Regions from separate parts of the Mus musculus genome. Here region 1 is linked to region 2. A link is a loop called in an ENCODE intact Hi-C map of the cell type or tissue named here. Cell type or tissue: heart. All regions are shown on one strand.

The links. A loop is a pair of places that touch in the nucleus more often than their neighbours do. Peaks named below come from ENCODE experiments on the same cell type or tissue, not always from the same donor. Only the 100,000 strongest peaks of a DNase experiment are listed, where the experiment ranks them.
Region 1: a loop joins it to region 2, with 2.0 times the contacts of the local background. A loop is called at or near these places in 3 of 42 quality-filtered maps.

The regions. Positions count from the first base shown.
Region 1 is chr8:18,690,602-18,695,601 of GRCm38, forward strand. The region is part of intron 12 of Mcph1 (microcephaly, primary autosomal recessive 1); the gene reads left to right. Angpt2 (angiopoietin 2) reads right to left here. Exons shown (of 9, transcript NM_007426.4): 8 at 3,796-3,926; 9 at 1-1,607. The coding sequence ends at 1,447. Among named protein-coding and RNA genes, the nearest start is that of Angpt2, 48 kb to the right of the region's middle. In heart, a CTCF peak has its summit at 2,915 (motif pointing left); no DNase peak of the experiment used is centred here; H3K27ac peaks cover 1,079 bases.
Region 2 is chr8:18,613,635-18,618,634 of GRCm38, forward strand. The region is part of intron 3 of Mcph1 (microcephaly, primary autosomal recessive 1); the gene reads left to right. Gm25763 (a small nucleolar RNA gene) reads right to left here and starts at 475; the gene lies at 347-475. In heart, a CTCF peak has its summit at 2,640 (motif pointing right); no DNase peak of the experiment used is centred here.

The DNA.
Region 1 (5,000 bases), 77 kb after region 2:
ATGGCTGGGTGTCACTACAACATGAGGAACTGTGTTACAGTGTCTCAGCATACGAAGGTTGAGAACCTTTGCATTATAGAAATAAACTTAAAAAATAGCACCTAGAAAGGAAGGATGGACAGATGGATGGATGGATGGACAGACAGACAAGGAAGGCTACAGGAGAAATTGCACTAGTGCTCTGTACAAGTGTTCATTGCTGCAGAGGCCACTCTGCAGGCTTAGGAGGGTTAGAACAGAAGGAGTTAAGGTTTGACAATTCTAAGCATAAAGTTGTGTTCTGAAACTTTTTCTAGGGGTATCTGGTTACATTGTGAGCAGGACATTTTGGCTTTACAGTCTGAAACACTTTCAGCTTGTTAGTGGATATTAAAAATGTTACTGAGGCAAACTAATTTTTTCTAAAAGTTAATTCAGAGAATTATGGCTTTGTAGATGTCCCAGGTAGGGTGATTTTCCTCCACTATAAATTAAGTTTTAGCTTCATTTTCTAAAATATTATCTTGTTAAATTAGGGAGCACATCTCTAGGCTAGAGCACTTTGCTCAGTGGCGAAGTTCTTCTTCTTGAAACAGCATTTTCGTCATTAACAGCAGTCTTCCTTGTTACAAGACACGGGAGTGTGTGTGTCTGTGTGTGTGTGTCTGTGTGTGTGTGTGTCTGTGTGTGTGTATGTGAGACCAAAGAACAAAATCGTAAATATTATCGTAAAAATTAAACATAATCACCTCAACTAATAACTTATATTTAATTACTAAAAATACCTTCATATTTAACAGCCAGGAAGAAAACAAAATAGTACAGTCTCCGCATTCACCAACATGGCGCTTATTTGGTGGTTATTCCAGAGATGTGGGCATTTTTGCCATATAGTAAATAGTAGCCAGCCATTAAAAACTAAGCCATCAAGATAGGTAAATGTGTTGTTTTCAAATGAACATGTAAAGCACCCAAGAGGAAAACAATGAATGTGTGCTTCTCCAGATGATAACCTGTGCCCACCACTTAGAAGTCCCTGGATACTGGCTGCCACAGTGCGAGGACACGGCCTTGTCATTGTGACAGCCGAGCTGTGAATGTATTCACTCTAGAAACCGTGCTTAGAGGAATGTGGTCCCAAGATTTATCTGCACCATCTAAGTGTTCTGTTTTCCAGTTATTTACTGCTGAACTCCCACGGAACATTCTTCCCTGTGACAGAGTCTGCACGCTGTCCTTCTGATCCTCAGCCACAACCTTCCCAGAAGTGTTTCTCCAGACTGCAGTGCCTTTGGTTGGTTAGCGGTGCAGGCTTAAGTGATGCGCTTCAGTCTGGTACACACAGACCCTCCCCACCCCCAGGAGCACTTCCTGATGTGGAAAGGGGCTGCTATGCATTGGTGTCTCTCAGTGCCTTGGAGTTAATCTTTGGATGCAGCAAGTTCTTCTGGTAGTGTAGGCAGGCATTTAGAAATCTGCTGGCCGGATCATCATGGTTGTGGCCTTGAGCGAGTAGCCGGACCCCTTCCAGTAGTACCACTTGATACCGTTAAACTTATTTGTATTCTGTTTTTGTGGGTAGTACTGTCCATTCAAGTTGGAAGGACCACATGCGTCAAACCACCAGCCTGTGAAAGCGAAACACAGAAGCAATTAGGACTGGGTAGCTGCAGCTTGTCTGCAGGACTTAGCTGGGCACACACACACACACACCCCATGGTGTGGAAAGAGCCACATTGATTTGTTACTCCATAAACACAGACTGCACACCAGTGCAATCCCAGTACTGTGGTAGCATGAGTTCTTACACATGCCCTAGCTGCTTTGTGCAGAACCCTTGCTACATGAAGAAATGTCGGTCAGTGCTGTGTGAAAAGCTATCATCCACAGTGCATTGTGGGGTGAAGACATGGTGAGACTGCTGGCAGATGTGGGTAGAAGGTGGGCCAAGTGGTTCCCATCCCCCTCCATCATGTATATTTGTTTGGAACAGAAGCCAAGTGTGTCTAGCTCTCTGGGGAGCTAGGGAAAAAGGAACCTTAACACTACAAAGTGTGGTACTGAGGGAGAGTCAGGCAGCAGTAAGGATCTTTCCCGTTGTAGCTCCGGAGTCTACCCACAAATAGGAGCATGGCAGGCAGTGGGATTCACCATATGAAGGAGAAACCTAGACAATGTACTAATCTGAATTTATCTTTAAGCCTCAAGTGGGAGAGACACTGGTTGTATAGTATTTGTTTCTTTTTAAATCCAGAAAACAACAACGAGTAGACAGTAAAGAATGTGGGTGAAACACCAATTCTGAGGCCACCTGGGCACTACCACTTGGAGACACCCCTAGCTGTTGATTCTGAGAAATGGGAATGTATAAAAAGAGCCTGTGTTGTGTAAAACCCTAGGGCTGGAGAGAAATGTCAGTTACAGATCTGCCTTAGCCTTTGGGCACCATTGGAGTCATTGCTCCTGTGCACTTTTTCACGGGCCACCTTCCCTATGGGCCAGCCCATGGCTTGGAACTTGGCCTCTTACAAGCCAGACCTCCCCACTTTCCCTCCCCTGGCTGCTTGCCTCCTCCCAAGTCTCTCCCAGCTCCATTCTCAGCCCTTAAATCTTGAGCTGGGTAAATAAATGAATTGTGTCCTTGGTTGGGAAGCAGCTCTCCTGCTCTCTGGAATAGCAGCACACGGGTGGTCTGAGAACAGTCAGCCTCTCCAGAGAGGTCTAAGTGTGGGAACGAACAGCAAGCCGGCTCGGGATCAGGGGTGCTGTGGCCCCAGAACCTACCCCTACCCCGGCTGTTATGTGGCTTTAAAGACAGCTGTTACAGTGAGATGAGAGTCCAGCCCCCTTTACAGCAGTTCACTGGGGTTCTCTCCTTTGAATAATTACAGCTAATAGAGAAAACTCATGCCACCAAGTGGCCAATCTGCTACCCCAAGAATCCAGGATCTGCCAGAGAGTGGGACCTAATTCTTTCATGAAATCTCAATTTCTAAATTTCATTTCATGAATATATCCTCTTGTTACTGTTGCTGCACGAATTCTTTACTGAAGAGCAGGCATTGTTCAAGCTTAGATCTTTTACTTGTCTTAGAAGCTTTTATTCATATAATTTAATTAATTTTATTTATTTCTGGTGTGGAGATCAGAGAATTGCAAGGAGCAGTTCTCACATTTGGCCATGAGGAACCCAGGGATCAAACTCAGATGTCTGGCTTGACGGCAAGCATGTTTACCCACAGAGCCATCTCACAGGTTTGAGATAGAGTCTCATCAAACCTTGAACTCATGGATTCAGCTAGACTGACAGGCAAGCCAGCCCCAGCACTGGAATTGTTGCACACCACATATTCAACCTTTGTACAAGAGTGCTACAGACCTGAACATGCACATGGCAGGCACCTTACCCACTGAGCTGTCTTCCCCAGCCCACTTTCTTGCTATATGTAAGCATCATTGCATGAAAGAGACAGCTGAAAAGCCCTGGGCTGGATATTAAACAGAAACAAAGCAGTATGGAGCCAAACCCTTCTCTTTTCATCTGGTCAGTGAGCCACTTAATGTCCCCTCGCTCACTCCCAAGCATCCTGAGAGTACACTGTCACCCTTGTGACAATTCCAGCTCCATGCTGTGCTTTCATGTCACACTTGAACTAAAAGGAGGCCCAACCAATGAACTGGGAGGCAGATGGCTTGTGTTCTTACGGAAGTAAGGCTGTTCATTGTCAGGCATGCATTCCAGTCGGAGCTTACACTGCCAGTCGTCTATGCTAGGCAGCTGCTTCTTGCCAATTCAAATAGGAAGAGTCGCCTTACCTCCTGAGAGCATCTGGGAACACTTGCAGATGCATTTGTCATTGTCCGAATCCTTTGTGCTAAAATCACTTCCTGGTTGGCTGATGCTACTTATTTTGCCCGCGGTCCCCGTGAGTCCTGTAAGGTGAATCCTGGAACGTGCAAAGGAAAAAATAAAAATTGTAACTGGCTAGGATTGTTGATTGACTGTAGTGGAAAATTTCTCATGGTGAAGAATTCCATTCTACAGAGTGCACTGGGGCCAGTCAGTACACTCCAGTGCCCACTCCGTACAAAATACTTTGTACTGGTATAAACAGGAACCAACTTATCATCAAACCCTCTGACAAAGAGGGAGGGATGTTTTCATGACAACTTCAACACATATTGCCTGCACCAGCATCAGCAGACCTTAATGGGGCCTTGTAATTCATTATCCCTCTGCATTCAGATGAACAGAAGGCATCTGCAGAACAAAGGGGCTTCTCACAGACCCCCTCCCCGCCCCCAACCACCACAGTCCCTGGGGAATGGCTACTAGAGTGACCAGATACCCTGTCTATAGTCTGAAGGGGTAGAAGTTGGGGTGGAGAGGCTAGAAGGCAAGGAGTGGGTGAGGAGTTTGGGGTAGCCCCTATAGCTGCTTTGCCTTGATTCTGGACACTGGTATAATAAACCTGTCTGACCTCAGAAAGGAAGTAAATGTCAGTGCCCAGACCCCTGATCATGGACCACACTGTTAGACTGTTGCCAAAGTGTGGTCCTCAGCAGCCAACTGTGCCAACAAGGAGAATCTGAAGGTCAGGATAAGCATAATCGCTTTAATTACTATTTTATTTTGTTTTGTTTTTAAGGCAGGGTTATATACACTGTAGCTTAAGCTGGCCTGGAACTCACTAAGCAGCCTCGGTTGACCTTGAACTTGTGATAGTCCACCTGCCTCAGCCTCCCAAGTGCTGGGGTTACAGTCATGGATGGCCATGCCCAATCAGAACATATAATTCTCTAAAATGTCACAAACTGCCAGTGGTCAGATGTTTCGAGTCAGACCAGAGCTGGGTCTCACATAATAGGGTGACGTAAGGATGTCCTTTTGGTGTTTTGGCATGCCAGTAACCAGCTCTGGCAAACTATCATGCTGAATCCCCAAGAGCTCATGCAATGTAGATACAGGAGTCTCTGGAAATCCTACATGGTGACTACCAAGTGTCCTTTGAGCCCCCAAG
Region 2 (5,000 bases):
TGCCTCTCTTCATTGTGACCACGTCCTTTTGCTTCTCTTTCTCTTCCATTTCTCCACTTGCTCCTCTTAGTGGTGGCCAGGGTCTCTGAGTGTCTGGAGTCATCTCAGGAGTGGTCTCAGGAGTGCTATGCCCCGCTTGTGCATCATGGCGCTGGGCAGGATTCAGCTCAGGCATGGTGTGTTCCCTAAGGCCCACATGGCACTGGACTGGGGGTCATCTTAGACTCATTCCTTACTAGGCCTGTCATCTTTGCAAGGGTCTTCAGTCTCGGGCTCACTCTACCCTGGCCCACAGTCTCTGGCACCAGACTGATAGGTGGTCATCTCAGACTTGCTTTTTTCCAGAAACGTTAGTCTGCTAATCATTCAGATGTTCACAGTTCAGAACACTGAGCATAGACATAGCCTCTCTCCTCAGTGCCACCTACTGATCCACATGTGACCCAGCCACACCTGCAATGTTTTTAGAGGCAAAATAATTGGCACTTTTAATTGGCTTATTGAGTTCAAGTGGCCAGATTTGGCTTGGGGCACAGGTTATGACCCCCAAGTTCAGGATTAAAGGCATGTACCATAGCCCCACTTTATGCTGTACTGTGTTCAATCCGGGGCTCTATACATTCTAGGTAAGTATTCTACCAATTAAGCCATCACCTCTGCCATATAAAGCATTATTTTATATTTATTAAACATCAGTGGAATGAGGCTGGAGCCATGACTCAATGTTAAGGGCACATGTTGTTCTTATAGAGGACCCAGGTTCAATTCCCAGCACCCGTATGGGAGCTGAAAACCATCCATAGCTCCAGTTTCAGGGGGTCATGGCCTCTTCTTACCTCTGTGGGTACTCTACACACATGGTGAACCTATATGCTCATACACATAAAAATAAATATGTGTAATAAAAATAAAATTTCAAAACTTATTTTTTAAAAATAAGACATATCTTTATGTAAAACATGTTAAATTGCTCTAGTATTATTTAAAGGTGTATACATGTTATTTAGAAGTAAAATCTATATGTAGACATAACAGAAATGCATAAAGGTGTTTTCATGTTTTGATATGATAGGTTTAGTAAGTGGTGTAAAAGATAAAGAAAATTGTGTGTCTCTGAGATGGCTCAGACTGTTAAGATACTTGACACCAAGCCTGATGGCCTGAATGTCATGACCAGAAGCCATTTGGTGGTGGAAAGCACAGATGCCTGCAAGTTGTCCTCAGATTTGCACACATGTAACATGAAATGAGCATACCCACAGAGCCACACACACACACACACACACACACACACACACACACACACACACACACAGAAATAGTAATAAAAATGAAACAAGGGTGAGGTTTCTCCTTTAACTGCTTAGGGTTACTCATCTTTTTTTAATTGGCAGTGGTCATGTGTGTGGCATCTAGGGTCACCAGATTTCCATTGTGTGGGGACTCAAGGCTTGAGACTATAAGTCTCTGATAAAAAGGCCCTTCTTTTAGAGAACAGAAAAATTTATATCTGAGAAAATAAACAATGAAGACAGAATAATTAGCCTGGCTCTCATCTCTCTGGTTTTCTGAAGAAAGTTAAAGTTTTAAAAAACTAGCACAAAAGCACTAAAATGTATCTTTTAGCTGTTGTCAGCCTGTTAAAGGAAGCTTTAAGACTGCTGCAGAGATAGGACCTAGGCCTGTGGAGGAGCATTCCTCAGGTGTCAGGACCTGTGAGGAGCAGTCCTCGGGGTCAGGTGGCTGGCAAGCAGGTGATGGCGACAGAGGAAGCCTGCAGTGGACATTCATCTCTTCAAAGTAGTTGGTGACCTAAGTAGTGATCAGCAGCAAGTATACTGCTTTAAGATTCTGCCTGTCTACCCTTCTTAAAGTCTCCCTGTGCTCTTAGTTTATGCACACTCTGGTTCATGCTGATCGTCCTCTTAGAAGAGGGGGCTGGATTGTAGGTGGTTTAGGCTTACAAAAGGTAAAAAAGCAATTTGGTGTCTAGTGTGGCATGAGGAGAATTGGTGCTGGCAATCTTTGGGTTATTATGTTATTTCCCCAAGTGCCTTCCCTTCCTTTGTATAGTTACATGGTCTTTTTTAGCACCTAGTTCAGTTACAGTCTCCTCCAAAAGGATTCTGAGAGCACAGTCTGTGTCCTGCAACAGTTCAGTCTCTTGAGCCAACCAGCCTGGGGAGACTGGTGGGCAACCAGTCTGCTTTGTTCTGACCCTCACTGGGTACAACGCGGTGTTCAGTACCTAAAACACAGGTCCCAATTCAGATACACTTGCGTTTTCTCTGTTCAGAGATCCCCTCAAATTCTCCTTCCTGTGTTCTTCCATGTATCTCAGAATATACCTGTTGGGATCACGTGCTAGCCCGCAGAATTTTCAGATATGTCTGTCCTTACCTGTTCAACCCACTCTGTCTAATGTGATAGATACATCTGTGTTGGAGAAGAATACGCTTGCTGCTTATATGACTCACTGACTGCTTTAGAGGGTGAAGGGCAACAGTTTGGTGGAGGTGAAGGAGTAACAGGGCTGGCCCAGCTGAGGACATGGGAAATGACAGGGGTCCAAGTGCCGCCTCCCTGGGCTCTGAAGTGGCTAGAGCTGGGTCTGTTGTCAGGGCTGCCTTGAAACATTTTTCCCTTAGCCACTAGATGGGGCACTAATGTTATGCATTTCTGAACTGTAGAAGTCTCTCTCATAGGAAGCAATTTCTGTTACTCATAGAGTGCTGGATAAATGTGAGGCTTTCTGCTATTAGTGCCGTTTGTTTTATCGCTGTTAATTATGTGTCTGTGTGGGTATGTGCACATGAGTTACCCAAGGAGGCCAGAACCATCATATCTCCTTGGAGTTGGATTTAAAGCTGGTCGTGACCTGCCTGACATACATTCCAGGAATTGAACTCAGTCCTCTGGAAAAACATTTAACTACTGAGCCTTCTCTTTAGCCTTGGGTTGTTTGTTTGTTTTTTGTTGCTTTTTGTTTTGTTTTGGGGTCTTTTTGCCTTGATTTTGAGACAAGGTCTCATATTATAGCCCGAGGCAACTTGCAACTCGCTATACAGATCATATTGGCCTGGAGCTCAAAGAGATCTACCTGCCTCTGCTTCCAACATGCTGAGATTAGAAATGTGTATAACCATGCCTAGCTCAGTATAAGTTTTTTTTTCTTAAAGATTTACTTATTTATTTTATGTATATGAGTTCTGTATCTGTCTTCAGACACATCAGAAGAGGGCATCTGATCCCATTACAGATGGTTGTGAGCCACCATGTGGGTGCTGAGAATTGAACTCAGAACCTCTGGAAGAGCAATCAGTGCTCTTAACCACTGAGCCATCTCTACAGCCCTCAGTGTGAGGTTTTATGGGTACTTCTTACCTGTTCGCCTGTGTGAACATGCAAGTTCCTTGCCTAAATATATGTTGCTGGCATCGTGTTTCCTTTCATGTGGGGACTAACACAATCCTGGATCTGAGCCTTTGTGTCCTGTCACTGATCAGTGAATTGTTAAGATGCTTGTTTTAAAGTGGGACAAAATGCGTCTTCTCTAACTAGTATGAACCAAGGCTTTCCCCAAACTCTTACCTACAAAAGATGATTGGTAATTTAATGAACTTGGGCTGATGGTCTGTGAGTTAAACAACTTTTGTAACCCAGAAGGAAGGTGGTAGTGCTTACACACCAGAACTGGTGCGGGCAGTCCATACTATCTGACCTTGTGCTTATGGTGGCTGGGATATTCTTAACGTGGTAATCGGGATCCTCAGATTCAGTCGTTCTCTGTTCAGATGAGTCCCAACCATCTCCTTTTGCTCTTCAGTAGAACAAGTTGGTACGAACTACTCTGTTAAACTCGTAACTGTGCTAGAAAAGAGGCACATACGATACACTTAACTCCTGCTCCTTTCTCACCGTTCTCACTGGGCTTTCTTGTTTTCTTTCTCCCTTTCTCTCCTATCATCTCCCACCTTCTCTCCTCTCACCATCTAACTGTATCTCAGGCTGGCCTTCAGCAGTCTTTGTGCCTCTGCCTCCCCAGTGTTGGGGTCGTCAGCGCGAGTCAGTGCATCCAGCTCTCCTGGTAGGACCATTCTGAAGCTGTGGGCTTCTGTAGGCTTAAATGTGGGCCTTTCTTAAAAGCAGCTTTGTAAAAGTGTGGCTTAAATCAAGTGTGGTGGCTCATGTCTGTAACACTAGGATCTGGGAGGCTGAGACAGGAGGATCACAGAGTTTAAGGCCAGCTTAGGCCTTCTGGCTTGTTCCAAACAACCTGGGGTACGATGCCAGACACTGTCTTTAAATGTCCCCTTTGAGTTTATAGATTGGTTTGTTATCTCATAATCACCAAAGTCAAAAGACTGGGGTTTTATATGCCAGAGTAACACCGCCCGCCCCTTTGAAGTCAGCACCTTTCTCCCCATCCTTCAGCCTGGAGCAGCCTGTGATCTGGATTCTGTAGGCAGTTCATTCCTTGATGTAGGATTTCAGGCAGATGGACTCTTCTCGCATGGACTGTTTGGCTTCCTCCACTTGAATGATAGTTTAGAGATTTCTTCATGTTTCATGCAGTAATAGTTTCCTTTGTCTAGCCAAGTAGTATCCATTGCATGTGCATACCACAGTGCATTTGCCAGTGGTGGAAATGTGAACGGTTTCCCATTTTTGGTTACTATGAATGAAGTTGTTATGGAGATTTGTGTTTGTGCCTTTCTGTGTTTTCATTTCTCGTGGTTTATCACCCAAACAAGGTGGCTGCATGGTTTTATGTTCCTCTAGCAGTGTGAGTGTTCTTTTGTTCCATGCCTTCACCCACACTTGGGATTTGTCCATCATCTGAATTTAGCAATTAAGAGTGGATACATAGCAGCCTTTCGTAAGTTCTAATTTACATACCATATAATTTTCTCAGTTAAACTATACAATTTACTGCTTTTAAACATACTCAAAGAGTTGTACAGCCATCTCCACAATTTTAAAGTATTTTGTACCTGGAG